Linked DNA regions of Mus musculus: region 2 is linked to region 1. The links are chromatin loops, found by intact Hi-C in ENCODE. Cell type or tissue: gastrocnemius. All regions are shown on one strand. Each heading gives the region's core, and the rest is flanking DNA. Links, peaks and the distances in the headings are about the cores only.

Region 1 (16,191 bases), core at 3,781-11,780:
CTGAGCCATCTCTCCAGCTCCCTTAATATATTCTAGGATAAAAAGAAAGTTGTGTGTAAGAGTGAATGATGCATGGCATTCTATCTATCTATCTATCTATCTATCTATCTATCTATCTATCTGTGTCTGCATTTAACCCTATATATTAAGCCTAGTAGTAATACCCCTTGAAGAGATCTTGTAATGAGTATGTCTTCAGGAATTCTGAGGTAATGCGAAAAGGGGAACAGGATAGTGTATTAACAGCCTCATCTCATCGGACAAGACAGTTTGTTTTGAATTATATTCCAGCTACACAGGACCTAGTAAAGTAGGCATCTGGAAGTTTCACATCCATATAAATCATAAAAAAAAAGGAGCTAGGGAGATGTGAAAATGCTTATTATTAAAACATTTCAGAAGTGTTTCTCGGGGCTGGGGAGATGGCTCATGTGTAAAGAGCTTGCTGTGCAAGCGTGAGGACCTAGTAGCAATGCCTAGCATCTGTGTAAAAGCCAGCGTGCATCTGCAGCTCTGGCTGCAGGGAGGGAAAGAAGGGCAGAGACAGGAAGGTCCTGGAAGCTCACTGTTCAGCCAGTCTAGCTGAAGCAGCATGGTGTGGGTTTGATGAGAGACCTTGCCTCAAAAAGAGTCAATCTTTCCTCGTTGAGTTGATAACAGTACTGAAAGATAATACACTCTCTTGAGCCCAGGAATTCCTGGCAGCAGGCTTTAGTCGCTTGCCACACGGGCCCTGATGTGGGGCTACTCACATGATATGACGACCGGTTTTCCAATGGGAGTGGCTCATGAGTAAGTACAAGGCCACAGAGAGCTCCCTAGGCCTTTATATCCCATCTTGGAAAGGCGAGCCCAGGAACCGCTAGGGGGTGGGGCTCACTGATGGTCCTGGAGGCTGGTGACCACAGATGGAGCCCATGATTAGATTCGTCAGTTCAACAGGCTAAACATTTTAGTCTCTTAAAACATCTGCCAAAGTGCTGTCCAGAAAGAAGTTTCTGAGCCATGCACTGACTAGACACGTTTGAGACTGACTGCCTTGCCATGGACCAGAATTATTATTTTCATTGTTAACAGGTAAAAAGTGAGACATCATTGCAACTTTAGCTGCCATGTCACCGATCACCTTGCACCTTGACCTATGTAAACAGTTTAGCTTAACAGGATGAGCAGGCATGGGGCAGAGGCAAGTGTCGCCTAAGAGCCACTGACGACAGGAGTGAGGGCATAGATAAGGCACTCTTTTTGACTGTTGCCTCAGATGAATGCCTGTGTCCTCTCAAATGTAAACACGGAAGCTGAAATTCTGAGCATGGGTATCTCTGCAACAAGAAAGTAATCAAGGTTACATAAGGTAATAAGCAGGTGGCCCTGACCTAATGAGATTAGTGTCCTCAATCATTATTAGATACCAAAGAACTCTCTACTACTGTCTTTCTTTGCTATGGAGGACACAGCCAGGCAGGGGATGTCAGAGCTCTCACAGGAGATTAAACTGCCTGGAAGTTTAGATGTGCAGCCTTCAGACCGTGATAAAATAAAGGTTGGCTGAGCATGGCAGTCCCAGCTGGTTGTCATGAAATCCGCAGTGATCTTCCTGTCTTTGTAGTAAAGCCAATTGACTAGAGACTAATAAGCATCATCTATACACTTCTTCCCACATCTTTCACGTGATCTTAAAAACCAGAATGTTAACATATTGCCTTAAAAGTTTTCTTGTTTTTTGTTTTTGTTTTTAAATAACCTACATTCTGGTTTTCTATTCCATTCCACCTCAAAATTAGGTGGTTCAGCAGCAGCAGCCCAACCATCACTAGCCACCAATGCACCACATTTCCACTGTCACCACAGGCTGCGCATCTTCCCAATGCGCAAGTTCCATACCCCTTATAAAGCTCTCACCTTCACGGCCTGCTCTTTTCCATCCCTGCTCAGAGGCAGCCTCTTGTATACCCCTGCCCCAATAAATCTCTCATGTGACATACATACATACATACATACATACATACATACGTAATGTACACTGAACATGTGTGTGCATTTAGAACTGGGTGAATCTTCATGTCTTTATACCTTATTATTTATAAAAACTATTTTTGGGGGTGCTGGAGAGAGATCACTACCTCTGCTTTGCCAGAGGATCTGAGTTTATTCCTAGCATCCACGTCGGGTGGTACGTACCACCTGTAACTCCAGGTGTAGGGGATTTAACACTTCTAGGCTCTATGAGGATCAGTACTCCACTGCACAGATCTTTATACAGCTAGAAGAAGGGAAAGACACACACACACACATACACACACATACACACACACACACACACACACACACACACACACACACACACACACTTAAAAATACAAATAAATCTTTAAAACAATTATTTATTTACTCATGGTATTTACTGTGTAGGCCTGGCCGGCTTGAAACTCACTATGTAGACCAGGCTGGCCTCAAACCCAGAGATCTGCCTGCCTCTGCCTCTTGAGTGCTGGGGTTAAAGGTGCTCAGTGCCGCCCTTGGCTTTCTGCTCACCATGCTGCGATGCCTGGCTTTTTATGTGGTTGCTGGGAGTACTGAGGCCCTCACGAATGTGCAGCAAGCACTTTACACTGAGCTATCTCCCAGCCAGTACTCTGCTTTCTAAATGTGCTGCTGGACACCTAGTGATTTGTTTTACTTTTTTAAACTGTGTAATTTGTGAGTGTACTTTTTAACCAGAACAAGCCATTTAAAATTACTCTCATTTGTCTTCAAATTGGAATACATTCAATATTTAACAATTGATTTAAAACTGTTTCTACTTGGAAAAAAAAGGATGCTAGTAAAATTATAGGTATTACTGTCATCACCACTGTGAGACGCTTCAGAGTCTTGGACTTGTGATATGAACCTGAACAGATGCCCAGCAAACAATAAACACGAGATGACACATTTTATTAGCTCATTAGTGCATGTCTTGGGTATAATTCAAGGGACAAGTTGTGAGTAATGGACCAATGACAGACACCCTAGAGTATCTTAATGTTCACTGCTTCACACGTAAAGTTCCTAAACTATACATTTTCCTTTAAAAATACGTAAAAACATTTGTTATCAAGTCCTTATACAGCTAGTGCCTTCCACACAACACATGCTCAAAGTCATGTGACATGAGTAAGCAAGATTGATGTGGGAGGGCCCAGATCACTGTGGGTGGTGCCACCATCCCTGGGAGGCTGGTCCTGGGTTATATAGGAAAGCAGGATGAGCAAGCCAGGAGGAATAAGCCAGAAAGCAGTATCTTCCATAGCCATCAGCTCCTGCCTCCAGGTTCTTGTCAAGATACGACAGACTGCCCTGATACAAAATCTTCCCTTTGACCCAGCTCCTGTAGAGGCAATATAATGATTTTCTTGGACATGTTTGTTAGAGCTAAAGACAAGATAAAGATCAATTGCTTTTGTTGCAACCAGTAAGCAAGACTATTTCTACATTTTTCAACTGGCTACCTAAAGAACAATTTTGAAAACTGAGCCAGGTTGGGTCTGCAAGGTGGTTCAGCAGAAAGGCCACTTGCTGCCAAGTCTGATGACCTTAGTTCAATGCCCGGAACTGACATGGCAGAAGGAGAGAACTGAATGCCTAATGTTAGCTTCTGACCTTAACATGATCGCCACTGTGACATGTATACACCTATACACACATTCTAAATAAAAAATAAAATGTTTAAAAAAAATACCTTGTAGTCTTGGATTACCTTGAAATACATTTAGTAATGACAGTGATCTAGGGTGTATTTTTCTATCACTATTACCTGTTGTATTATTAACTATTTAATCTCAATCGGGGGTTTTCACCCCATCTTTGACTTTTCAGTTCCCAGATAAAAGACACATAACTTGTATATTTTTAAACCTCCATCAGCACTAAAGCTGATGAATCTAACCTCTGTGCTATTATATCCACTTCCCTGTTAATAACCCCAAGATACGACTAGCCATGTTCCACCCGGGCAGGTCTTACTCCAATTGGCCAGCCCTCATGGCCATGTTTTCATAATTCACTTACCTTATGGTGGCTTCTCCTTCTCCATCTTCTCTTTCTCCCTCCTTGTGGTCCTACCTCATACCCCAAGCCTGGAACCAAAAACCCCACCTATAGCTCTTGTCTTTTCTGCCCAGCTATAGGCTGTTGGTATCTTTATGCAATCAATAGTTTTAAATTAAGGAGCAAGGTACTAGAGGATTCTCTCATCCCTGGGGGCAACCAGGCCTTGGTGGCCAGTGGTCAGCATTACAACACATAGCAACAGACCAAACCTCAACATTTACCTAGTACAACAAACAAGAAAAAGAACCAAAAAAGCATTGACTTTGAAAAGAAGGAAATTTTGCTTTATTCACAAATGCCAAATGACTACCTACATAGGGTTCCATAGAACCTATAAAATCAAAAGTTGTTATGACAAACAAATTGGTAAGACTGTAGGATGCAAGATAAAACAATAACATCAAATAACAAGAACCCCTCCAATACCGAATAGCCCAATTAAAATGGGTAAAATGTTTATAAAGATATTATAAAAGGGGCTGGAGAGATGGCTCAGCAGTTAAGAGCACTGACTGTTCTTCCAGAGGTCATGAGTTCAAATCCCAGCAACCACATGGTGGCTGACAACCATCCTTAATGAGAAACCAAAAAACAAACAAACAAAAAAACCTATGGGCCAGAGAGATTGGGAAGAGGAGATAGGGAAGTGGAGAAAAAAGGAAAAAAAAAAGATATTATAAAGGATACTATAACATTGCTAAAGGATATTAAATAGCAAATAAACATGAAAAGATGCAGGATGCTCTGCACTGTTATTTACTAGGGAATTATCAGCAAAAACCACAATGAGCTAAAACTGCAAAATAGGCCAATATTATATTTTAGAGTGGCTAAAACTCTAAATACTTGATCAAATTAAGTTTTAATAAGGCGTGGGACAACCAGAATTCTCATACCCAGCTGACAGAATGTAAAGTGGAGGCGAAAGCTTGTCTTAGGGCTTCCATTGCTGTGCTAAAACACCATGACCAAAGCAACTTGCAGGGCAAAGGAACTTTCATTTACATCTTCAGGCAACAGTCCATTACTGAGAGAAGTCAGGAGAGGAACCTGGAGGTAGGAGTTGATGCAGAGGCCATGGAGAAATGCTGCTTACTGACTTGCTCCCCATTGCTTGCTCAGCCTGCTTTCCTACAGCAGCCAGGGCCACCAGCCCAGTGGAGGCACCGCCTATAGTAAGCAGGGTCCTCCCCTATCAATCATCAATCAAGAAAGTTCACCTGTACAGGCCCATCTGGTGGAAATGTTTTCTTAACTGGAGTTTTCTCTTCCACAGTGACTCTAGCCTGGTCAAGCTGATGGAAACTAGCCAGCACAGAGCACGACAGACCCATTGTATGTCACACAGATAGCAACCTGGTTATTCCTAGGTAAACCCAGGAGAAATGAAAGTCCATTTTTATATAGACTTTACACATGAATGCTCTCAATAGCTTCATCTGGAATACTTTAGCACTGAAAACATCTCAAATTTTCCCCAATAGGTGGATCACAGACTGTGTTAGATGCTTGCAACTGAATACCATTGAGCAGAAATGAACTACTCAGATTTGTAGTATGGATAAATTTGAAAGTAACTGTTCAAAGACCCCAGTCAAAGGGTTGATATTTCTAGATCCATTTATATAAAGTTTTACAAAAATGCAAACTAATTGATAGTGATGACGGATTGCCTAAGGCTCACAGCAGAAGGTACAGGAGGGAGGAGTACGAAAGAAGAAATCATTGGGGCGATAGATGCTTATCAATTTCACTGTGATAATTTCTCTGGTCCTTGTATATGTCTGGACATCACATAGTATACGTTAAATATTTCCAATTTATTGTATATTAACAGTCCTTCCCAAAAAGATGACAAAAATCTTCCATTACCATCACTCTGGGGCTTTCTAAATTATTAACTTAGCAACAGGTGGCTGGGGCTACTACTGGCATGCCAGGTACTGATTTGGACTAGAAACACAGCGGTACTTATATTCTTGTAGGAAGAGACTTAAAGTTGGTAAGGATGATAAAAAAAAAAAAAAGAAAGCAACAATAACAACAACAACAACAAAACTCCACCAGATGGTAACACTTTTGATTAAGATAAAAATAATTAAGCAGGATAGCTATTAAAATATTCCCAACCGGGTATGGAGATGTGGTTTCTGAAAGGTGCTCCTGGCAGGGCTACAAATGCCAATGAGGGCAAGCGTATGCACTCGGAGCAAACCCAGCGAGCGACTCCCTTCCATGGACCACCCTCAGGACCCCTTTTGACTCGACTCTGTAGGAATCCCCTGATTACCCACCTTCAGTTTGTACACATGACTTCAGTTCTACATCCCGGCACTACAGATCTTCTACCCTTCCCATGAACCATCCCTGCAGGGTCTTTTTGGATTTGTATTTGTTTGTTTTAAGGGCAGGGTCACTCTGTGTAGCCCTGGCTGGCCCCTGCCTCTGGAGTGGTGTGAGCCCAGCACCTAGCCTATGCTTCCTTTCATGGAGCGGCTCCTTCTGCAGACAGTCTTCCGTTCTGTGCACTTCCTTCCACCCTTTAAGGTCTATCGCAAACAGCAGGTCCTCCCTGGAGGCTTTTCTGATTTCCCCACTAGATGCCTGGTTTACATTTCTCGCCTGTCATTTCCTCCATAAACACAGTCATCTTACTCTCACGCCTTAGACAGGGCCCACAGCTCTGCAGGCGCGTAGAGCAAGCATGCGAGGGAGCGCACGCCTATGATTTCTAAGACTCAATTGTCTTATTTTTGTACTTGACTTGAAAGCTAAGAGCCAAAGGAAGAGAAGTACAAACATAAGACAAATAAGAGAATAAGACTTATCTTGTCCTATAAAACACATGGCTAATATGTCAAGCATTAACTGTGCTTAGAAACGCAACTAGACCTTTGCAACTTCAGTGACTGTTAATTAACTAGGTCTTTCTCCGGAGCGCTAGATTAAGCTCTCTTACTTTTGGTTTGGGGCCAAGCAACCACGAGCAGGGCCTGCATGAAGACAGGGGAGCTGTGCCTGTTCCTCTTCTCAGGACCAACCTGAGTCAGAGGCCTGACTTTACAAAGGACTGTGGATGTGCTTAGCTCCCTAAGTTAGGTTAGAACAAACAGATATAATCTTAGAAAACCCCAACCCACTAGCCCAATTTTAAACTTTTTTTTTTTGTTAAAAGATTTATTTATTTATTATATGTAAGTACACTGTAGTGTCTTCAGACACACCAGAAGAGGGTGTCAGATCTCATTACAGATGGTTGTGAGTCACCATGTGGTTGCTGGGATTTGAACTCGGGACTTTTGGAAGAGCAGTCAGTGCTCTTAACCCCTGAGCCTTCTCTCCAGCCCCTTTAAATTTTTTTTAAAGAATGTTTACTTTTATACAGGGGTTTTGTCTGTGCACCACATACACCACTTCACTGCAATGCCAGGGAAGACCAGAAGAGGGCGATCTATTCTCTGTGACAGGCATCATAGATGGTCATGAACCCCCACGTACATACCAGGACTCAAACCAGAGTCATCTGAGGGGCAGTCAGTGTTCTGAACCACTAAGCTCGCTCTCTCTCCCTCTCTCTCTCTCTCTCGTTCCTCAGGTCTAATGATATTAGGAAGAATCAGTGTGCAGAGTATAGGGTCAAATCACAGTTTAATGGCCATGTGTGGTAGCACATGCCTTTAATCATAGCTCAGGGGAAGCAGAGACATGCAGATCTCTGTGAGTTCAAGGCCAGTGTGATTTACATATCAAGTTTCAGGACAGCCAGGCTAAACAATGAGACCTTGTCTCAAAAAAATTTTACACACACACACACACACACACACACACACACACACGAGTGAAAGGACACAGAGAAAAAGCAGTCAAGGGAAGGGGTCTCTGTGGCTGGAGTCCAGAAGCATTTCAATAGAACCTCCCAGCAGAGCCACAAGGCATGCTTAGCACTCTAACAATAAGTGTGAGCTGCGCATGAAGTGTGGTCAGTGTCCCTGGAGACTCAGGCTCAGGTTGTTCTCAGGGCTGCTCCTATGGGCTCTCTGCCTAGAATGCAAGAAACTTCCAGATTCCCAGAGAATCAGGTGTTCAGCATAAACCTGCTGCAGGAGCAGTAAAGGCACTGTGAACTGGTTTATCTCAGAGTGGAGGCAGAGCTCCTAAACTCCAGGATCCCAATGGATCCTGAGCCCAACTTCACAAGCAGGTTTTGCTAAAGACAGAAGAGTGTATCCTAATATTAACTAGTTAATTAAAAAGTTTTGAGAATTGCATACATAAGTCCTATATTTACATCATTTCCACCCCTCCCATGTCCTCCACGCAACTCTCCCAGTCCCTCTCAAACTCACGACCTCTCCTCTAATTATTATTTTTACACTGTTATATATAAAAAGCACATGTGTATATAAAAGAGTCATGTTTTTGGTGTGTGAGCTTCTGGAAATGTAATACAGAAATGTATTCTGGCAGTATGCAATCTGTAATCTATGAACAAAGGTTCTAGTCTTGGCATTCACCTTAAAACCACAGAACCCTATCATGAAAAGGATGAAGACCATTTGAGTTAGCCTTTGTAGTAGTTTACTTAGGTGTAGGAGTGGCACGATTCCCCTTTGCATCACTACTACACAAGGTAAGGCTTACAGAATTCCACCGACTGCATGTGAATTATTGCGGACAGCAGCTTGCTTTTAAATCTGTGAATAGTTGGGAACTTTGAAGAAGAACTTTTATTTCTTTCTATAAAAAGGAAGTGGTGTGAGAACTGGAGACTATGTGTAATAAAGCAGTCGGGGCTGGCTGGCCATGCAAACAGATGGCGAGTGACCACTTCAAAAACCGGTTCGCTACTTAATTGGTTCATTTTTTTTTAACTTTTCCTCCCATTTCTTTTCAGATTAATTGGTTATTTGTGTGTATTGATACGTGTCTACAAGAGCCATGCATGCAGGTGCCCCAGGAAGCCAGAGGGCCTCCGATTCCTTGAAATGAGTCAGTCGTGAGATGGGAACTGAAAGAGCTGCAAGCACTTTTAACCACTGGGCCATCTCTTCAGCCCCATCTTTTTTTTTTTAATATATTTTTTTAATTAGGTATTTTCCTCGTTTACATTTTCAATGCTATCCCAAAAGTCCCCCATACCCACCCCCCCAATCCCCTACCCACCCACTCCCCCTTTTTGGCCCTGGCGTTCCCCTGTACTGGGGCATCTAAAGTTGGCAAGTCCAATGGGCCTCTCTTTGCAGTGATGGCCGACTAGGCCATCTTTTGATGCATATGCAGCTAGAGACAAGAGTTCTGGGGTACTGGTTAGTTCATATTGTTGTTCCACCTATAGGGTTGCAGTTCCCTTTAGCTCCTTGGGTAATATCTCTAGCTCCTGCATTGGGGGCCGTGTGACCCATCCAATAGCTGACTGTGATCATCCACTTCTGTATTTGCTAGGCCCTGGCATAGTCTCACAAGAGAGAGCTATCTTTTAAAGAAGCAATTTTTTTGAGACAGGGTCTTACTATGCAGCCCTGGTTGGCCTGGAGCTCTGTAGATCAGGCTGGCCTCTGCCTTCCAAATGCTGGGATTAAAGTCCCCCCCGTCCCCGTCCCCCCCCCCCCCCACAGGGTTTCTCTGTGTAGCCCTGGATGTCCTGGAACTCACTCTGTAGACCAGGTTGGCCTTGAACTCAGAAATCTGCCTGCCTCTGCCTCCCAAGTGCTGGGATTAAAAGCATGTGCCACCATGCCCGTAAAGGGTTCTTTAATTAGGCAAAATAGGTAAAAAAAATTTTTTTCCTTAGGTACATTTTTTCCCCCTGAGACAGAGTTTCTCTGTATAGCCCTGGCTGTCCTGGAACTTACTTTGTAGACCAGGCTGTCTTCAAACTCAGAAATCCGCGTGCTTCTGCCTCCCAAATGTGGTACATTTTTTAAAAAGTCCAAGGGCTAACCATTATTGTAAGGAAGAGATGGTTCACAAGATAGCAAATGCAAACACACAAATATCTTTTCCATGAGTGGAGGGAACAAAGGACAGTTCTGAATTACTTTGCATATTTCCCTGATCATAACTTACCTGCAATCTGCTAAATACTAGTAATTGAAGTTGTACGTTTCATTGTTGTAGGGAAATTAGGTACTAACTTCTGGGGAAAGTGATTTACAAAGCCCAGTTCCAATTCTCTCTTGCTTTAATGCACCTACCTGCCCCATAGATACCACACCACAGAAAGCTAAGTTGCCACTACCTGATCTCCATTACTGCATTAACTTGGCACAAAGAAAACAGAGCACTATTGTATTCTCTTGCCCCTGAGAGATGGGATGGATGCTCTACAGCTTAACATGACTCTCCAAGGGATTCCTTCGCATTGCAGGAGGCTGCCTGTGGAGGCTGATCAACACACCCACAGCACGGGCTTCGCTTTCCATATGACCTCTGCTTGGGACAACTTCTTAGTCATGCCAGAGCCTGCCAGCCTGGGGTGAGTGAGTGTGTGTGTGTGTGTGTGTGTGTGTGTGAGTGTGTGTGTGTGTGTGTGTGTTGGTTGATCTTTCTTTCTCTTTGCCTCTGAAGCAGTTTCTTCCACTGAAATGACAGGCACATTCAGGAAGGGGAGAGTGAGGGTTCCGGGTAAGAAGGAAAATGTGGTTAAATTGAACCTGAGGTGGAAATGAAGGCTGTATCAATGGCTGCTGTGGCCAACTACACCTTTTTGTTTTCATTATTGAAAAATAACTGATCTTCAAAGGGTTTAGCTATATTCTGGATCTTAACTGATTTGAAAAGACTCAGGTGCTTTAAAGGGCTCTGTCTGGAGAGGTGGAGGGCAGAAGAACAAAGCAGTACTATATATTTTTTAAGGGAAATGTATTAGCTAATGGTAAAATCAGCAAATGGTGCTTGCTCAGTGACTCTTCCGTTACATCAGTAACCCTTCAAAGCCTTTGTTGCTTCTTCTGTTCTTTTTCCAAACAGATTATGCATTTTAAAAACCACATGGGGCTTGGAATCTAATTAAACAAACAAACAAACAAACAAACAAACCCTGAGTTCAAATCTAACCCTCAAACATATTAATGAATAAGATTTAGACATTTAAGTTGGATGCTATTATCAGCGCTAAATTAATTGTAAGCCTTTCTTCCCTAAGATGAGACCATCTCTCAAGGACGCGCCTACTCATCTCAGGTAACATGAGCAACAAAGCTGTCAAAACTGCATAACAAGTCGTTATTGTTGCTGTTAGGCTTCCTGACACAGGGAACTTAACATTGTCATACGATGATGAGTGAAGTGGGCTAATTACGGTGCACGGATAGTAAGAGTGGGTAAATTAAGAGAGCAACCCTACAAGAACATGCTCACTTCAAGGTCTTAAGTGTGTGTGATGTGTACCTATGACCTCAGGGTGGGAAGTGGAAGGCTATGACTGGCCGAGGCAGGAGGATTACATGATGTGTGTGCTTGCTTGCTTGCTTCTGTTTTTTCAGACAGTCTCAGTATCTCAGGCCTAGATGTTATTCTGTAGCTCAGGTTAGCCTTGAACACATGGCAGCCTGTGTGAGTCCAGCCAAACTTATTGTGACATCTTGTCTCAACAAATAAACACCCTCAAAAACAAAACTAACAGATACTAGTAATTAATGCACACTTTCTATGGGACTGAGATGGATGCCTCGGAGACATCCCAGGTGAGAACAATGTCCCAGCTGCATCCACAGATCGCTGTGGCAGCATCTTGGTGAGACCATAGGCATGGCCAATGGAAGCTGATCAAACCATGGTTAGTTAGGGTAGAGTGGGAGTAGAAGAAGAAAGAGGCTAAGAGCATAGGGTTTTAAGTTCGAATCCCAGGTAAGTTGTGTAACCTTGAATTCTAAGCCCCCATTTTCACATCTCATAACGAGAACAGCACCCACCCTCTCTCGGGACTTTTGTGAACAACAAATGAAGAAGCCGGTAAATCATTCAAAATGTTACTCGAGCCCTTTCCCCTGGCTGGCAGGGCGGAGGCGCACGATGCCTGGAGTTACTGTAAAAGACGTTAACCAGCAGGAGTTCGTCAAAGCTCTGGCAGCCTTCCTCAAAAAGTTCCGGAAGCTGAAAGTCCCCAAATGGGGAGACACAGTCAAGCTGGCCAAACATAAAAGCTTGCCCCATATGATGAGCTCTGATCCTACACACCAGCTGCTTTCACAGCACGGCACCTGTACCTCCGTGGGGGTGCTGGGGTTGGTTCTATGACCAAGATCTATGGAGGATGGTAGAGATATGGTGTCAGACCCAGCCACTTCAGCCAGAGGCTCTAAGAGTGTGGCCCGCCGGGACCTCCAAGCCCTGGAGGGGCTGAAAATGGTGGAAAAGGACTAAGATGGGGCCACAAGCTATCACCTCAGGGACAGAGATCTGGACAGGATCACTGGACAGGTGGCAGCTGTCAACAAGAAGCATTAGAACAAAGGATGCTGGGTTAATAAATTGCCTCATTCATAAAAAAATAAAATAAAATGTCACTTGCTTATCGGCCATCATCTTCATATTATGTGCAAGGCAACCTTCGGCGAGTAGAGCCAGATCCTAAGCTACCCCCGAGCAGTGGTGTTAACCTTCAGTCACACAGAGAGCCACTCTTGTCTGTGGAAGTCTTGCAAACACAGTTCAGTGTGGTCCACATCTTGTGAGGTCTCCACATTCCAATGTGCTACTGAGGTGAGGTCAGAGACGCCTTGTGTGGACGGTGCGTCCGTCCCTGAGTCAGATGATAGCAGATGTCCATGGTACAACATTCTTTACATTTCACTAACCGCTGCTGTAACCTTCCAGAGCTCCTGAGTTATACTTCAGATTTAATTTCTTAAAATCTAAGTTGCTCATGCCCTAGATTCACTCTTAGTAAAATTTGCCTCTACTTTTTTCAAGTGGACGGGCTACTGCTTAGGATGTTCATGTAAGCGTATATATTTTTAATTTGTAGTGAGTGATAGCTTGCTAATGCAGGAGTTAAGGAAGTTACAGTAATGAGCCGTCGAGAGGAACCCCTGGTAACAGTAGATATCATGGCGAATGGCGGCGGTGGGCAATGGAGCATTCGCTTCACACCCAATCTCCCGCTGAAATGAAGGAACTGCGTTTTAAGGAAATAAAAGCTAACCTTTCTTGAGATGACCTGTTAAATGAGTCAAAAAGCCCTAATTCTAAACCTATAAAATTAATCAAAACAACCCAACTGTGCAACTGTCCTACTTTCTACCACAGAGACTCTAATAATGCAGTAAATTTCTGGACCTTGGAACTAAAAGCCATTTCACTCCTGCTCCTGCCCTTCCTGACAGCCACACTCAAGCTTGCTGCCTGACACAGAGCCTCTTTTCTCTGGGGAGAGGCTGGCGCAGCCACCCGGCATAAGCAGTGCTTCCTGCCAGCAGCCCTCATGACTGTGCTACCTGCCGGCCAGCAGTGCCCTGGTGTCTGCCCGGCTGCTGCGGCCAAACAGATTGAGATTCCAGCCGGAGGAGCAGGGGTTGCTTTAATTGGCTAAAGCTGATATGTACTGAGCGTATGGCCATGAATTTGTAGCCAAAACACTAATCTAAAAAAAAAAAAGAAAAGAAGAAAAAAGAAAAATCATGTGCAGTTTAAACGTAAATCAGGAAGGAAATGCTTGCCACCTGACCCCGCCCTGCAGCAGAACCTCAAGGGTAACACTTTTCAAGTTTGCAATTCCATACCTTGGTGGAAGCAGAGTTCTCCTGGTATACTCCATGCACCAAGTCCATAAGAGCACTTGATAAAAGCTCCACAACCTAGAGAGACAAGAGAAACAAATGGAATGAATAATCCAAGGTGCAGCTCCAGTTAGTCACAATGTAGGATTTGAACAGAGAATTTGAATAGAGGATGAATGAACTATTAACTCAATTTTCTGCTTGCTTATTTCTGTTAAGTGGCTACTTTTCCAGGACTCCCATACTGGGAGTCCTTACGACACTAATTTTTATACTTAGTACAGAAAGAACAAACAACAGCAAGACAATAGCTCACCTTTCAAATGTGCCTGTTCTATTGTACTTAAAATACACCATGGAGTGGGATGGGGCAGTGCACACTCCCACGTCACAGCACTCCCCATGCAAAGTTAGGCAGCTCTCAGTGAGTTCCAGGCCGGCCTGGTCTACACAGCAAATCCCCTAACAGTCAGGGCTACACAGAAAGACCCTGACTCAGAAAAACCAAACTGTTGTGGGGGATTCATTGGCGAAGATGGATGGGCCATGGGATAAAGGCAACAGAAAGTCTTTATTAGTCGGCTGGCAATTACACTGGGTGTTTGGGATCTGGGTCTTTCTCAGGGTGAGCTTTCAGGTACAAGAACCATGTTCTGGATTGACATACTTCAGTTAACAAGAACAGTCAGCCAAAGTGGAACTGCAGAATACAGAAGCCAAGAAGCAAGGTTAGCTCACATAGAGGCGTTCCCAGAACGATGGGCTTTAATAGACTGGGCCTTTGCTTGAGTTCTGGCAGGTCATGCTGTGTGCTGAGTGTTACAGCCTGAGTGTACGTCCATCAAGCAGTCGGTTGTGCTAAAGTCTCGGGGCCTGGCACACCACTAACAATAAAAAATAATGCACTATGGACATAGTCCCCAGAGGACCCCTGGGTCAAATACACCATCAACACTGAAAATTTTGACAGAACTATTAGAAAAGACCCAAGCAAAATCAAGTGTTGAATTTGTTTCACAATGTGAAACAAATGGTCTCTTTGTAATTGTTTACATAAAGCATCTTAATTCAAGAGGATAAAATAGCTAGACCGTTGGTAATGTTCAATGCAGCCATTTCAAACAGGAGCTCCGCAAAGCAAGCTCGTCGTCCACTTCTTACGGAGCCTTCGAATGTATTTAGCTTCCTATGCCACGTAATCTGTATCTGAGCTCTACTCTTGGTTTCCTGAAGTTTAGCTCAGTTCTGATTGAATTAAAGGATTCTGTTTCAGCTTTTATCATTGCTGTAACTGAAGTAAGCCAAAGGATACACACTGAGACATGCAGATACTTTAATCTCTGGTACCTTGTATTTAATAACACATTTTCTTAGAGGAAAATGACATCGATTTGAAAAAAGACCTCTTTTAAATTTTAACACACAAACATTTACCTTTATTTACATTCACACTGCATACATACTGCTGCTGATATGGAAATTTTGCTGATTGAAGGCATTTTTTTCTAGCTCTGCACATGAGCTAATTTGTATGACCCATAGGTTTTTTTTCCCCCTCCCTTCTTCAAATAACATTGTCCTATAAGTAATTAAATACTTTAAGGAATATTATAGTAACACAAGCTACAGAGGGACTGGAAGCACAGCGACCCGACAGTACTACCAGATGTGCTGAGTTATTTAAGTGGGGAAGAGAGAAAAATGAATGGATGTCTTTATCCTGAAAGTATCAGATAAGCCCCATTCCCAAAGCCAGAAGGATTGAATATCGCCAATAGGTCTATGAAAGTCTGTAACTAAACACACAGCAGCAGACTGGATTACAGTTTATACAAGCACATCCCAAGAGCTCCTTGATGGCCTGACACATAATACAGATCAATCACTCACTAAGAGATGTTATAGTTTTGAAACAGTTGGGGCTCGGAGACCAGTTCTGGTCGTGTGAAGAGGGGTCTACGAAGAGAAAGTGCAATGTCAAAATGATGGCATGAACTTTTAACAGATCTGGCTTGGATAATCAAGGTTTCCTTTACCCCTGAAATACCAGACTGTCTTAGTCAGGGTTTCTATTCCTGCACAATCATCATGACCAAGAAGCAAGCTGGGGAGGAAAGGGTTTATTCGGCTTACACTTTCCACATTGCTGTTGATCACCAAAGGAAGTCAGGACTGGAACTGAAGCAGGTCAGGAAGCAGGAGCTGATGCAGAGGCCATGGAGGGATGTTACTTACTGGCTTGCTCAACTTGCTTTTTTCTTTCTTCTTCTTCTTCTTCTTCTTCTTCTTATTTTTCTTTTTTTTTTTGTTTTTTTTTTGTTTTTTGTTTTTGTTTTTTCGAGACAGGGTTTCTCTGTATCGCCCTGGCTGTCCTGGAACT
Region 2 (16,191 bases), core at 5,109-13,108, 420 kb after region 1:
GGCAAGACTACTAACAAACTGCAACTACCACCAACACCTCCAGTGATGGTTTATATATGCTTAGCCCAGGGAGTGACACTATTGGAGTAGGTGTGTCACTGTGGGTGTGAGCTTTAAGACCCTCATCCTAGCTGCCTGGAAGCCAGTATTCTGCTAGCAGTTCTTCAGATGAAGATGTAGAACTCTCAGCTCCTCCTGCACCATGCCTGTCGGGAGGCTGCCATGACCCCTCCCCCACACCCCCATGATGATAATGGACTGACCCTCTGAACCTGTAAGCCAGCCCCAATAAAATGTTGTCCTTATAAGAGTTGTCTCGGTCATAGTATCTGCTCACAGCTGAAAAATTCTAACTAAGACACTCCACCCCCACCCCCAAAAACCAACAACCACAGTCCCACCTATCCCCGCTCTCTAGCATTTATACACCCTCTGAAAGTTTCACAGAATTCCAAATGCCACACAATTGCAGGAACTATCTGCAGCTGACAAAACCATGCCTCTGCTAGAGCACGAGGCAAGTCACGCTCACCTGCTTTGAAGCTTTAATCCCACATCTGGGATTAAAACAAAAACATATTCATTTTTTTCTTTTAAAGATTTATTTATTATATATAAGTACACTGTAGCTGTCTTCAGACACTCCAGAAGAGGGTGTCAGATCTCGTTACACATGGTTGTGAGCCACCATGTGGTTGCTGGGATTTGAACTCCAGACCTTCAGAAGAGCAGTCAGTGCTCTTAAACCACTGAGCCATCTCTTCAGCCCCCAAAACATATTCTTATAATATTTCTGTTTTGTTTTGTTTTTAAGACACAAAAATTTCAGAATTCCTACTACAAATTGTGTTAGCAGACGGTTTCTTGAGTCCAGCCATCTCAGGAACAAGTTCTATCTTGCTGGTAGGAACAAAACTTAGTTCAGGGACCCAACTCCTGTCCTGCATCTTCAGATGTCTCACGTTTGTCTGCTAACCAGAGGGAAAGAGGGAAGATGCCTCTCTCCCATTATCTCAACCGAGGCACACAAGTCATGAATGTGCTGCCTGTCTTGGCTTAATGGACTTCGTGCAGCTTGCCCATTCCTTTGTCCCCTTATCATCCTAAACTCTAGCGTCCAGGAGGGGACCTGTCTGCAAAAGCTGACTCATGGTTCCTGAAACCAGGTGATCCGGATAAAACCCAGTCACCAATGTTAACTTTTTTGCTTAACCCCTTGTGTCAAAGTATGATTGGTCGATGCAGTAGCCCGCCCTGCTCCTCCCCACTTTATGTCCCCATCCTATAAACATGTTGTATAATCTTCCTTCAGAGATGAAGTTTATTCAGACCCCAAACTGGTTACTCTCTGCGCTCACAGAAAAGCTTTCATTTTTTAGCTTGGGTCTCTGAGGTGAGTTTTCTCCGCTTCTACCCGAGTCCAACAATTGGAAAATAAAAACATAAAGAAAAGGATGTCATTTCAACAAGCAAATCAACAACTGTTGTTGTTCAAACTCTCTTACCAAGTAAGGAAACACACGAGAAAGAGTCAGGCTAACGTGAGAGAAGTCACGGAACTTCAGACCTCGCTTTGGTCCCTCCTGCACCATCAGACACTGCCCCAGTGGCTTTGCATTGCTGTGAGGGACAATAACAGGCTTCAGCAATGCTTGGAAAGAATGTGGCCTGTCTTTTTTAAGGACCAGCTCCAAAGGAATGTACTAAAAAATATTCTGAGCAATGCAGCATCCTTGGAACATGTGCCTAGGCTTTTCAAGTGATTTCTTTGAAGGCGAAACACTCGAGTTTTTTGATTTTGCAAAAAATCCAGTCACATGATTTTACTCTTAAGGTTCCCCAGTAACTACTTACATGCGTGTGGATGGGCCAGGAGTTAGAGAAGTAGGGGAGCCCTTATTATTCTGGAACTGTTCTCCAGGGAGGAGGTGAGTGAAGATCAGAAAGGGATAGGTGGAGTTATCTTCTACCTACTTCCAGTGTGTCGGGTATTCCCCATCAGTGCGAGGATGGAGAACTCGGCCCCGAAGGAATCTGGCATTCTTTTTGAAGAGGCATCATGAGGAAAAGGATGTTGTATCAACAAGCGAATCAACAACCGTTACTGCTCAAACTCTCTTACCAAGTAAGGAAACACACAAGAGTCAGACTAACATGAGTGAAGACATGGAACTTTACAACTCAACAAGGTGCCTTGCTGGTAGGATGCATTGCTCCTTCAAAAAGCTCCAGTAGACTGTTTCCTTTCCTATTATAAATTATAGACTTATTTATTTGTTTGTTTTTAATCAAAATAAAGCATCTTCAGTTCCTGCATCACAGATACAGGGCCTCACCATCTCTGAGTGTCTTTTTCATAGTTAATGTAGCACGTGACCACCTAAGCATGAACAACTTCTCTGCTTACATGAACAGAGCATTTTGATGAGATGACAGATTTTTTTTTCATTAATCTTCTCATGGTGTTTGAAGACTATGACATGTTTGGTGTCCTTGCTGGTGAGTTGTCTTAGTCACCATTCTATTGTTGTGAAGAGACATGATGACCATGGCAATTTTTATAAAGGACAACATTTAATTGGGGCTGGCTTACAGTTTCAGAGGTTCAGTCCATTATCTTCATGGCAAGAAGCATGGTAGCATCCAGGCAGACATGGTGCTGGAGAAAGAGCTAATAGTTCTACACCCAGGTTGGCAAGCAGCAGGAAGAGGCTGAGACAGGATGCCTAGCTTTGGGTTGTTGTTGTTGTTGTTTGTTGTTGTTGTTTTGAGACAGGGTTTCTCTGTGTAGCCTTGGCTGTCCTAGAACACACTCTGTAGACCAGCCTGGGCTTGAACTCATACAGACCCTCCTGCTTCTGCCTCCTGAGTGCTGGGTTAAAGGCGTGCTATCATGCCCAGCTTTAGTTTGGGTGTTCAGCAAGGTCACATCTACTTTAACAAGGCCATACCTCCTAGTCCTTTCAAACAGTGCCACTCTCTGATGACCAAGCATTCAAATATATAAGCCTACAGGGCGGGAGGAGGGGGGCAATCTTATTCAAACAAAACCACGAGTTTTATGTCAATTTGACTCGAGCTAGAGTCATTTAGGAAGGAGGACCCTCAGCTGAGAAAATGCTTCCATAAGATTGGCCTGGAGAGGGGTCAGAGAGACGCTCAGCAGTTGAGAGTTCAGGGTGCTCTTGCAGAGCTCCTGAGCTCAACCCCAGCACCCATATGGTGGCTCACAACCATCTATAACTATAGTCCTATGGGATTTGAAGCCTTCTTCTTGTGGACAGACAAAACATCTATACACATGAACTTAATTAATTAATTAATCAATCAATCAATTAATAGCTGGGCATGGTAGCGAATGCCTTTAATCCCAGCACTCAGTAGTCAGAGGCAGGATCTCTGTGAATTCCAGACCAGCCTGGTCTACATAGTGAGTTTCAGGATAGCTAGGGCTACATAGTGAGACTCTGTCTCAACAACAATTTGGCCTGAAGGCAAGTGTGTAGTGCATCTTTTCAGTGATTGCTGTAAATTCAGTGATTGCCCATCCCATTGTAGGTGGTGCCATCCCTGGGCAGGTGGTCCTATGGCTATATGAGAAAGCAGGCTGAGTAAGCCAGCAAAAGCAAGCCAGTAAACAGCATTTCCTCTTTATTGGCTCCCGCCTCCACATTCCTGCCCAGTTTGAGTTCCCACCCTGACTTCCCTTGGTGATGAACTGTGATGTGGCAGATGAAAAGCAAAACCAATCCAAATGCTTATCTTCCCCAAGTTGCTTGCCTTTGTTAGGGTTTCACTGCTGTGAAAAGACACCGTGACCAAGGCTACTCTTATAAAAGAAAACATTTAATTGGGGTTTGGCTTACAGTTTAAGAAGTTCAATCCATTATCATCATGGCAGGAAACATGGCAGTGTGCAGGCAGACATGGTGCTGGAGGAGCCGAGAGTTCTATGTCTAGATCTGAAGGCAGCCAGGAGAGGACTATCTTTTATAGGCTAGGAGGGGGGGGGGTCTGTCTTTTCCTAACTGGGTAGAACTTGGGCATAGGACCACAAAACCCACCCCTACTCTTCCTCCAACAAAGCCACACCCACTCAAACAAGGCCACACCTCCTAATGGTGTCACGTCCAATAGGCCAAGCATATTCAACCCATAACATTGCTCTTCCATGGTGTTTATTGTAGCAATGGAAACCTAACTGCAGCCTCTGGGCACAACTCTTATATGTGTCTACTCTTCTACCACAAAGACAGGGAGCCGAGTGTTGAGATCAACTAGCCAATGTCTGTTTGTGGTGTAGATTTGGCTACTGCATGGATAAACTCTATTAAACAGACAAAAATTTCAGAATTTACTTCACCTTGAATATTTGTATCTGATTCACGGACATCTGTGACTCCCTGAGAAGTAAACTTTTTCACAACCAGAGTTGTGCAACAGAGAGATAAGCCAGCTGCTCAGGGAGGGAACTCCCTATGATGGGAAGAAGCCAAGCAGAGAGCTTCGCTAGACTGTAGGGAAGGCGGTCCAACCCTGGGTGGGGAGGCAGAGACATCACACGATTTTAGGCTGCTTCCTTTTGTGGTGAAAGTAGCCTTTGATAGTTCACGGCTGCAGGAAAATGACGCCATGTCTCATTTCATGGTTTGAAGAAGCATGTTGTTGGTTCGTTCCCGTGCCGGACCCACTGGTAGACTACTTTTCTGCCTCAGCGCCGTGGCGCGGGCCATGTGGTCAAGTAGGTGACAGAGCAAGCCTGAGTGGTTCATGGATATGTTTAGAGAGAAAGATGCTGCTGTCCCCACACTATCAAGAATCGCCATTCTGTCACTGCCAAGCCAGTTCTCCGCCCTCTTCTTCTTTGTCATCTTCCTGTTCTGCCATCCTGTGTCACAGTATCAACTCCTGGTCCCAATGGCAGCTGGCCTGGGAAACGGTGTCTTGGTAAGTGTGCCAAGAAGCCCAAGGTCTCAGGTAGGAAGTCTAGCAGGTTGGCCAGGGGCACAGCTTAGGGAAATGTACAGCTGGCTGCGTAGCACAGCGTCTCCAGACCAGTGTGTGCTCGTAAGTGCAGCACTTGGTGCAGTCTTGTGTGCTGACTGTACTGTAGCCACAGAGGAAGTTACCACAGGAAGTGTCCCAGCTGTTGCTTATTAGCATTAAAACAAAATTACACAAAGCAAATTGTTAGCAGACATGTTGCCCTAATCTTTAACTGGTGGCAGTAAATAAGAGTGATCCTCTTTCAAGTAAATACTAGATTTCCAAAAACCCAGCTTCCAATTGTCCGTGAAGGAATCCTGTGGGATGAGGCTAACTAAGCCTTGGAGGGAGAGACACAAAGGGGCTGCGGCTCCAGCATCCCTAGCTCTGCAGAGCCCAGAGTGGGCTCCCGGGCAGCTGGTGCTAACTTGGCAATATGGAAGGACGCAGGACCGTTGGTGCCTCTGGACATCTGGACATCTGCTGGATTCCCCCAGGGGCTCCCAGTCTGGACCTCTCATGGAACAGAGCAAAATCATGTGGCAACACACAAGCAGAGCAGGGACTCAGCTCTGAGTGTGTTTATGTAAAAAACAAAAGCAAAAAACCAAAACATGTCTTTATCCATGATCTAAACAGTTCGAGCCTGCCTCCACTGGGGAAAGTGGGGTAGGTTATCTTTTGAGTGCATATCCCGTTACTTATGCACTGGGATAGCTCTCCAGGTATCCTCTCTCTAGAATAGTTCTCAGGGAGAGATCAGAAGGTCCTTCAAGACTTTCTAATGATGACTGTGTTCAACAGAACATTGGGTGTTTCTAGTTTTCTTCAGAGATTCAACAAACCCTTCTAAAAGAATATACATTTAATTTTAAACCCATTTTAATTTAAAGAATTATTCTGTGGCATCATCAGGTTCTGGCTGTCATGGGCAGGGGCGGTGGGCACAAACGGTATTGTACGGTTTTCCTAAGAAGTGTATAATTTTGTTCATCTGGTTTGATTCTCAAACCCTCAGCCCAGCATCTCTTCCCAAGTTATCAATTCTGAGCACAGGTTTTGCTGAGGCGTTCTCTCTGCTCTTTTATTTCTGAAAGGGGAAAAAATTGGCAATCCTGTGGAAGAGAAATAACAGGCCCATGTCCTCCCTGGCAGACATAAGTGAAACGCTTAGGCAGTTGTTCCTGGCCGAGGCCTCTCCAGTAAGGCCTTTCCTGCGGCATCCAGGTCCTCAGGTCCTGACATTTCCACTCAGCTGATTCAGAGGAACAAGTCTAGGCACCAGGACTGTTCTGGTCATCTAGCTGTGCACAGAACAGGCCCTGCTACAATAAGAGGAAATGCCTACACGTAACAGACCATGCCGCACCAGACCATGCCGCGCCTCTGCACTACAAAGCTGGAAAGATATTTGAGAACATGCAATAGCTGCTATCCTCACAACCACTTCTTAGATTTTTCAACTCCAGTATCTGGAGATGCATAGACACACACACACAGACAGACACAAATATACACACACAGGTTTATAGACAGGCACAGAAAGACATACAGACACACACAGAGACATCCTTTTTTTTTTTTTTTATAAACATAGTGATCTGGTTTCAGAAAGTGGCGACTCTTTTTTTTTTTCCTTAAGATTTATTTATTATATTTGGGTACACTGTAGCTGTTTTCAAACACACTGTAGGCTGTTTTCAAACACACCAGAAGAGGGCATAGGATCCCATTACAGAGGGTTGTGAGTCACGGTGTGGTTGCTGGGATTTGAACTCAGGACCTTCGGAAGGGCAGTCAGTGCTCTTAACTGCTGAGTCATCTCTCCAGCCCCATAAACAGACACATACACACACAGAGGCACAGACAGACACACAGAGAGAGATACACAAATACACACACAGACTCATACACACAGGCCACATCTTTTATCTAAAATCTTCACAAAGGGAATAATGTGTTTCATAAAACATTTAAAATGCTTTAGGCAACAGAACTCTCTTGAAACCTCCCTCCCCCAAGTGTTTAACAGACAAATGTAATTGGAAATGTTTGGAACATGAGCACCCACACTCTTTAATTTGGAATTATGCAAAATGTGATCATTATCCACTCCAAGCTGAAGCAATGCTGTGCAGCTGGAAGAGCAAGCCTGTGAACTATCAGGTGTGAGTTCAAGTCCTGCTCATCTGGGCCAGGGTAACCCTTACGGTCTGACCCTGGAAGGTCTGTTTAGAGGAAGTGGCCTTGCATGTTTTACATTTGAGAAGCTATTTAGCTGCGCTGTTTGACAAGATTTTTGAGAGGGATGAAAATTAATTATACTTGCAGTATTGCAATGCTGATTTGGTCAACTAATTAGATTCTATGAAAAAACAGGCAAGAAGAATTGGTTCCGCTGGGCCTTCTGTGATGTGGCAGCCCCTCATTCCAAGACTAATGAGATTGCTTCTTGGTGTTTTGTTTTATTTTGTTTTGTTTGGCCAAACCTTAAATATCTGGAATTCTACAATTGAGCTAATTTAAGGCTTCGTGTGAAATAAGACATCATGTCTGGGGACACAGCTCCGTTCCTCCACAGACTTGAACTGGGTTCTAGCTCTCCTTCAAAAATTATTAGAGGCCTCCCCTGACTTGTTTGGCCTTGTTTTAACTTGGGGCACCAGTGAGACATGGGTAAGTTTAGGCAGGACATTTGGCAAGCTTAATACCACCACTCACTAAGGAGCCCGTGTCCCTGGAAGAGGCACCGTGAACCTCCAGGGAAGGGCAAACGTTTGTGTGAAGTGACCGGTCTAATCTCAAAGCTTTCACACAAGCAGTTCTGTATGTGGGAACTGCCTGATGCTTTCTGAGACAAGGATCTAACTTCAGAGCAGCAGCGAGCACCCAGAGTTAAAAATCTTCTTCTAGGCAGAGTCCGCTCATTGCTTTATCATCTTAAAGAGTCTCTCCAAGGTCTAATTCAAGGTCATTTCTGCCTCATGCTAGCAATAACAGACATCCGGCTCATCCACAGCCTGATCAAGTTCCATTCAGTGGGAAGCTCTGGGACAATTTTCTCCTTCTCTGTCTTACTTAAGTCCAACCACCCGTGTATATGTAACAAAGATCTTGCAGGGTCATGTCACACTCCCACAAACAGGGAACATCAAAGTGGGCCCTTATAGCACAGCATGGAGTATGTCCTGTGCTCTTTACCTAAATTCTACCTGATTGGTACAATAGGTAGATCCATCTGAGAGACCGCATTTATCTTGTTACAGTCCAGGACGTCTGGCTACACTTGCCAGCTGAGATCTTGCTCAGACTGCAGCCTGAGGGAAGGTGCCTTTCTAAAATTCATACTATTGTCAAGGGAGACCCTAGGTTATCCTTGACCCTCACCTTCCCCAGATGTGCCTTTAAGGAAAAGGCTGTGCCCATGAGTTCTCTATTCATCGAGAATAAACAAAGGGGGAGGGATTCCATAAAGAATAGGCAGTAAAGAGGTCACCCTTCTGCCTAGGAAACCCTGGCTCCACCCCCCTCTCTGGACACAGCTGCAAAGGGTAGAAAATCAATTTTTTCCCATTACTTCACAGTGAAGAGTAAAAACCTATTTGTAAATTGAATTAAACCCAATAAAAACACGTCTGCGTATTTGTTGAAGACTAGAAAAATTAGCCACAGACACACAGCTAAGAACGCAGCCATGAAACTAGAAATCAGTATGTCCTATTTCAAACTTTGTCGAGACAGTTCCCGCCCCCCGCCTTTTTTTCAAGAAATACCCATAGCTAAATGTCACCAAGATTCTTCAGCATGCCGTCATATCAGAGCCTCAGTGAGACTCTGGGAGAGAAGGGACACCAGTCTTTGTTTAGGCAGATGGCTGCTTCGGAATTTGTACCGAGTAAGTCAGTAAGTAATGGATATGAGCTGGACCCCGCCTGACAGAGCCTGATTTCTTCCCAAGTGGCAATCTGGGGTGCTCAATGTGGACTTCATTCCCTGTCCCTGTGCAAGCGAGGTCTTGCTTATAAAAACCCTACCCCGGCCACGCAGTCTGTGCATCCCGAAACCTCGTTAGCAGTCTGCCCTCTAGTGGAGCAAGGAAGGACTTCAGTAGCTAGGGCTCCAAAACATCCTTTCCCTTTTCTCTTCGAGAGCGGAAAACAAAAACAAAAACAAACAAACGGACAAAAAAACAGCAACAAAAATTCAAGTTTTCCAGATAGTGCAAGGCGAGGTGGTCATCAGAAGACAACTTCCAGGGCTGAGTCCAGGGAAACTCATGCTGATCGGTCCCAAGAACAGGGAGCAGTTGCCACCGCCACTGGGGGCGTCCCCACAGCCCCTGCAGGGACTTTGTGAGCCCCCTCCAGGGCTCTCCTTGTGTGACAGCATTCAGTTATCCACTCTGTCGCGGCACAAATAGCACCCGTAAAGAGTGACCAGCACGTCAGGAACACTGTAATAGCCTTTTTGTGATTTTTCTGACAAGTCTAGCACACGGTTGAGTGTCTGAAAGGGGCCACTAGGAATATTAGAAAAGGCAAGGATGCACACGTTCTATAAGAAGACACAGTCGTTGTGGCTGCGACGTTTAAGAGGACAGTCTACTCATGATGTTGGCCGGATGCTGGTCTGGCAGAAGTAACCTGGAGATGTGGGGCTTTGTTTCCAACTCTTTAGAATTTAGCTTGCTTTAGCTTGTCAATGTGATAGCAGAGTTTCAGTGCGGGTCCCAGCTTCAGTCCCAGGTACTTCATGATCATGTCGCTCCTCAGCAACAACAAGGCATTGCCATCAATCTCCTGGAGAGAAGGGAAAGCCAAAGGACAGTCAGAGCAGCCAAACGGTAGTTATGGCCCCGTGGGTGCCCCGCGGGTGCTCCAGGGGCACTTTAAGGACAGGTGAGTAGATTAGAGCGCGCATACTACTTGTTCTGGGAAAGCTCTTGGAAACAAAGCAAGCAACTACGAGGCCCTCGTCTTCCCAGCCCCTCCGGAAACTCAGTTGCTACCTTGCACCTTTCAGATTCCTGCCCTTGTTTGATTGAAGCAGACAGTTTCGCCTGCATTCCTACTATCTCATGTATATGTCATCTATCCAGGTAAAGACAGAGAGAGCCACAGACAGGTCAGCCTGAGGAGGACCAGGGTCGATGATCCTGGCTTTAAAGAGGGTCGTGAAGCTGAGAAAGGCAGGCAAGCAGATTGTCCCTAGAACACCTAGACACGAATTTATCCCTGCCAACGCCTGAGATCCAGGCAGGCTCCAGACCCACAGAAATAGAGATAAGAGATGTCTCTTGTCTAAAGACCCTGGATTTGTAGCAATTCGTTATACTACCAATCCAGAATTAATATCGTAAGCTGGGCAGGTAACAGTAATTCTTACCGTTTGCCCCACTTACTATCTTTGTATATTTCAAAAGCGCCTACGTGATTATAACATTGATGTGAAGGCTCTGTATATGAGTGAGGCCTCATGTAACGTATTAATGTGCATTTTCTCATTTAACCCTCTAAGCCAGTGGTTTCGAACTTGTGGGTCTCGACCCCTTTGTGGTCGATTGATCCTTTCTCAGGGGTCACCATCGGAAAACACAGATATTTACATCATGATTCATAACAGTAGCAATATTAGTTATAAAGTAGCAACAAAAATAATTTTATAATTGGGGGTTACCACAACATGAGGGACTGTATTAAGCGGTTGTAGCATTAGGAAGATTGAAAGCCACTGGTCTAAGCAGTAAGAGCACAGGATCACAGTTTGCCTGGCATATTGCAGGGTTCTATAGATGACTGTTGAATGCACAGGTGGGTGGGTGGGTGGATGGATGGATGGGTAGATGGGTGGGTGAGTAGATGGATGGACAGATGGATGATTGATGAACAGGTGGACAGATACATGGATAAGGACAGATGAGAGATGGGTGGATTGGTGGGTAAATGGATGGTTGGATGGATGGATAGATGGATGCATGCATGCATGGATGCATGGATTGGACAGATGGATGAGTTAATGAGTGGATAATGGATGGATGGATGGAGAGATGGATGGATGGACAGACTGGTAGGTGAATGGGTGGATAGATGATGCATGGGTGGGTGAATGGACAGATAGATGGATGATGGATGAATGGATTAGCAAAAAATCAGGCAAAGCCCAAGAGAGAGAACAGAAGAGAAACATATTCCTTAAAAACACAAATCTGTCAGTGGCTCTCCTCTGCCAGGCCTATGGTTGCCTCTGTCTCTCCCATCTCTGACTCACTTAAGGGCACTGCTAGAGCTTAGTCTAGAGTGACAGCGTCTGGAGGATCCCGATCTCCTCCCTCGGTCCATGCCTCTCTTTCCCTGGCCCGCCCTTCAGACCCATTACTTTCATACGTGCTTTCTGAAGAGCTCCACATGAGGTCCCAGAGCCTCGGGATCAGCATCTTTCACAAACCGGACCACGTCCTCCACGGTCCAGGTAGAAGGGTTTCTGCTGCTTGGTCGCCTGGTATCCTGCACCTCCGGAGAGGGGCTCGGGGCTGGAGGGAGTGAGCAGAGGAGGGGGACCATGAGCCAGTGAAACTCAGTGCCCGTCTGGTGCTGCCTACTGGGTCACCCCCAAGCCCTTAGCTTTCCCAGATGGAGTCCTTAGTGCTCTGAAGTCCACCGCATGTGTCCCTGAGACAGGTAGATGCTTTGAGTGGCTGGTCAGTGAGGCGCAAAGGGCAACAGCCTCTCTGTGCTCTGCTGCCCATGGAAGAAGGCTTGGGAGAGCTCTCATCCTTGACAAACTGAAATTCTGGTTCAAAATTCTAGCTAACGTTCGGTTCCGTTTCGTGTTTGTGGACCAGGGTCTGCTATAGACAGCTATTGGTGCCTGGGGCTGGTGAGCTGAGTGGTAAGCAAAATGGGCCTCTGTAGCCTGTGGGGCCAAGCAATACTGGGCCCTCCCTATGTCCTCTGGAGATGGCAATGTGGCAGAACAGAGGTGGGTCTTCACTTTTGGACTTTGCACAATGGCTAATCTTTCATTTATACCTCCAGCAGCACCAGGGTGGGGTGGGGTGGGGTGGGGTGGGGTTTGTTCATGTCTGGTCTGTCTGTACCTGCTATTAGAAGAAGAAGGTGTTACTTCACTACCTGTCCCTTGTCCTCAGCCCTTGGTTCATAGGAGTCCTTAGGGGGTTGTCTTTCCTGTTTGCCCTCCCTCCACCCCCCCCCACCCCCGCCATGCTTGCCGACTCTTTGGTAAAGGCATACCACTAATGGTATAGCTAATTTGTACTGTCAGTGTGACTAGACTTAGAATCACCCAGGAGACACACCTCAGGGATGACCCAGCCTGAATGTGGGCAGTGCCACCGCAGAGGATGGGGTCTCAGACTGGATGAGGTACTGGGGGAGAAGGTTAGTGTGCTGGCTAGTGTTATGTGAATTCAGTCAATGCTAGAATCATTCTGAAAGAAGGAACCTCAACTGAGATAATGAGCCCACCCAACTGGCCTGTGGGCAAGCCTGTGCTACATTGTCTTGACTGATGGTTGGTGTGGGAGGGCCCATCCAGCTCACTGTGGGCACTGCAACCCCCGGGCTGATAGTTGTGGGTGCTAAAAGAAAGCATTAGGCTGAAACATTAGGCTGACCTCAGGGAATCCCTCAGAAGAAGGGAAGGAAGGATTGTAGGAACCAGAGAGGTCAAGGAACAAGAACACAACTCACCCAATCAACTAAGCAGGCAGGGCTCATGGGGACTCACAGAGACTGAAGCAATAATCAGGGAGCTTGCATGGATCTGGGCTAGTTATGATATGTGTTATGGTTGCTTGGTGTTCTTGTGGGAGTCAGGGTTTCTCTGACTCTCTTGCCTGCTTTTGGGACCCTTTTCTTCCTACTGAGTTGCTCCATCTAGCCTTGATATAAGGACTTGTGCCTATTCTTATTGTAACTTGTTATGCCCTGTTCGGCTGATATCACTGGGAGGCTGCTCTCTTCTGAAGAGAAACAGAGGGGCAGTGGATTTGGGGGAGAGGGGAGGTGTAGAAGAGGGACTGGGAGGAGAGGAGGGAGGGAAATAGCAGTCAGGATGTATTATGTGAGAGGAAAAAAGAAAATGAAAGAGAGAGAAAGAAAGGGGAAGGAAGGAAAGAAAACAGGGAGGGAGGGAGGAAGGAAGGAAGGAAGGAAGGAAGGAAGGAAGGAAAGAAGGAAAGAAGGAAAGAAGGAAAGAAGGAAAGAAGGAAAGAAGGAAAGAAGAAAAGAAGGAAAGAAGGAAAGAAGGAAAGAAGGAAAAAGAAAGGCAAGAAGAATGGAAGAAAGAAATCCAGCAAGCAAGTAGAGCAAGCCATCGGGAACAAGCCAGTCATGCCTTGAGCTCCTGCTATGATTTTTCTGGATGGTGGGATACAAGCTGTGAGATGAATGAAGCCCTTTCCTCCCTATGCTGCGTGTGGTCATGGTGTTTTATCACACAAAGACTCTGTAACCAAGACAACCAGGTAAGCACATGGTCTCCTCTCTCTGCTTTCTGGCACAGCTGGCACTGATCAAGCTTCACTGCCCCAGTTCAGGCAACTTCTGCTTCCACAACCACCTTGTCATGAGGGGTGGTCACCCCAAACCGTGAGCTGAAACTGTGTCCCCTCCCCCTTCAGTTGCTTGTTGTCAAGTACTTGCTACTAAGAATGGGGGAAGTCAGAAATGTGCCTGCAATGTACCCTGCAATGATTTTTCCGTGGGTCTCCTTGCTTCAGCTCTTTTCTATCTAGCATGGGACTGTCACTGCCTCAGTTGTCCCGGAGACCAAGCTCTGACTGTACGTTTCTAGCACTCAAGGTCCCTCTGAGTCCCCCTTGCCTATGCACTGTGCCTCCAAGTCAACAGCTGTACTGTGGTTCCATACCTTTCCTTCTTAGATGGAAGGAAAGGAGTTTGGGAGCTTCCCCTGCTTGTCTTTTGACTGCAATGTGTCTTGGATCGTGGTAACATTCTCCAGCCGGAGAAGCTGCTATAGGTACTGAAGTGGGCAAGCACTGGGCCTTCTGGTCAACCTACCACAGGTGCTCTACAGAGTGAAAGAGGCTCCCTGCACATCCCTCAGGGCAAACTGTTTGCGATGGCTATTCTCAGTTGTCAACTTGACTGTATGTGGAATGAAGTACAATCCAGGAATGGAGGGCACACCTGTGATCCGGATCCTGAGGCAAGAAGACAATTTGCCTTTGATCCAGATCTTGAGAGAACATGAACACACGTGCATGCAAGCCCGGGGCCATCAGACCCCTTCATGACCACCAGGGCCATCCTTCTTGCTATCACCTACCTCTCCACCTGACCTTTATCTATCCTTCTTGAATGTGTCCCACATCCTTTGTAGTACAATCACCTGCCTACCTTTTATATTATATTATATTTTATATTTATATTTTAATATAACTCCTTAAGAATCCGCCGATGTCTATTTTACAATCATGTATCAAGCTCTTTCCACGTCTTAGTCTTGTGTAAGGTGTTTGGTGAACAATACAACCCAAGTCCTCTCATTACCAGGGTCATATATTATATTGACCCCCTCCACAGCTGAGCAGAGAATAAATATTCTTGATATTGATGACTGTGAGATGGATCGATATGCTTTGTAAAAGAGGCTAGCTTTGTGTGAGAGATCCTTGCCACCACTTCCAGGCTAGAAAAAAAAAAAAAAAGCCAGGATTCTGAACAAAAAGCAACTGCCCTACAGGAAAATTCTAGGAGCTAAGAAGCCGGTGCCTGTCAACCTTCCCTAAGTCTTAAGACAACAGTTTTCGTCTGTGCTCCCCTTCCTGCTCTTGATAGACCTGGGAAGATTCATGTCTGCACTTGTCCTAGTTGAGAACTAGATTTCATTTGAGTTTTGCTTTGTTTTTCCCTGATTTTTTTCCTTGTTGGACATGGAAGGGTCCTATGAGGTGGTGTGGCACCAGGCATCTCACTGAGGAACTGGAGCTTTTGGAACATGGATGCCCACTAGTGAAAGATGATTTTTAGTCCATTTAAAGACATCTGCACTCAACGTGGGGCTGAAGAAGCACAGAAATCACATCTGTCTTCGAGGCCCGCCCACAGGAGCATGGCTGTTAATCAGGGTGGTAATAGATGTCCGGACTACAAAGGCGGGAAGTCTTTAGTCCAAGAATGATTCTGCAGGGATGAGAGTGGAGGTCAAATCTAATTTCCTATACTTGGCAGGAAGGAGGGGAAGTCCGGCCCACTGATAAGATCCTGCCCAGGGTCAGGCCGCCCTTTGAGCGAGGTCAGGAACAGCAGACGCTGACTACAGCACAAGAGAGGGCTCCTGGTCATCTTTGAGGAGAGTGTTCTCAGTGATGGCTGTAAAGACTCTTGGAGCACTGAGGCAAGTACTATCTGTGCTTGGGACTTGGTACCAGCTGTGGGCATTTCCCCTTTTACAGGATGGTGGAAGAACAGCCAGACTGGCTCATGGGTGTTTCTGAGGGGCCTTTCAGTCACACTAGGCAGGGCAGCTGGTAAGCTAAGTCACACCTCGGCAGTTGCTCCTGGTCCAAAGCATGTACATTTGCTCCAGAGAAGGGCAATGGAACGTTCCAGCGGTGGGTTTGCAAAGCTGGTGCAGGTGTGTGCTCACAGAGAAAAGTCAACACACCACTGGCTCCCCGCTCCAGCCAGCTGCTGAGGAAGGTGTCAGGAAGACAGATGGGTCCAGTCCAATACAGGAAGGGGCTGCAGGCAGACATGACAGATGAACGAGATTGGATGTATTGAACAAGTCTTGCTCCTGTGCGGACGGAGCGTGCAAAGCACTCGCCGTCCACAGCACTAGGGAAGCTGTGCTTGGTCATGTTGCTCCCCGTGGGCTGTTAAACCGTGAAAAGTGAGACCCGGTGGTGAATGGGTACATAATTAAATCTTGTTGCTCCTGAAGGTGAATTCACAGTTAGCAGAAAAAGAGACCACCGACTGACTCCGTGCTGAAAAGCAATCCCGCTGGCGCCTTCTGAAGCATGGTGCTCAGACCACATCTGCAAATCTCTTTCCCTCTCACGCATCCCCACGAGCACACACATAATTGCCTTTCGCTCATTCATAATTCAGGAGAAACTTTAGCTAACAGAGTGGGAGAGTAGAACAAGGGAGTGGTAAGCCAGGATGAGTCAGGAGTCAGAAATTCCTACCTCCTACAGCTGTGCACTTCTCCAGA

The links. Hi-C counts contacts between places; a loop is a spot of excess contacts. Peaks named below come from ENCODE experiments on the same cell type or tissue, not always from the same donor. Only the 100,000 strongest peaks of a DNase experiment are listed, where the experiment ranks them.
Region 2: it touches region 1 in a loop (5-fold over the local background); 6 of 42 quality-filtered maps call a loop at or near these places.

Annotation. Positions count from the first base shown.
Region 1 is chr10:43,369,833-43,386,023 of GRCm38, reverse strand. It overlaps Pdss2 (prenyl (solanesyl) diphosphate synthase, subunit 2), which reads right to left. Exons shown (of 8, transcript NM_027772.2): 4 at 13,815-13,889. It also overlaps the pseudogene Rps19-ps11. Among named protein-coding and RNA genes, the nearest start is that of Gm40631, 35 kb to the right of the region's middle. In gastrocnemius, for the core only: a CTCF peak has its summit at 7,525 (motif pointing right); a DNase peak (open chromatin) is centred at 7,531.
Region 2 is chr10:42,951,213-42,967,403 of GRCm38, reverse strand. It overlaps Scml4 (Scm polycomb group protein like 4), which reads right to left. Exons shown (of 9, transcript NM_172938.3): 8 at 11,370-11,515; 9 at 6,622-9,785. The coding sequence ends at 9,660. Among named protein-coding and RNA genes, the nearest start is that of Gm5079, 32 kb to the left of the region's middle. In gastrocnemius, for the core only: a CTCF peak has its summit at 9,097 (motif pointing left); DNase peaks (open chromatin) are centred at 5,463, 9,052 and 9,298; H3K4me3 peaks cover 936 bases; H3K27ac peaks cover 2,286 bases.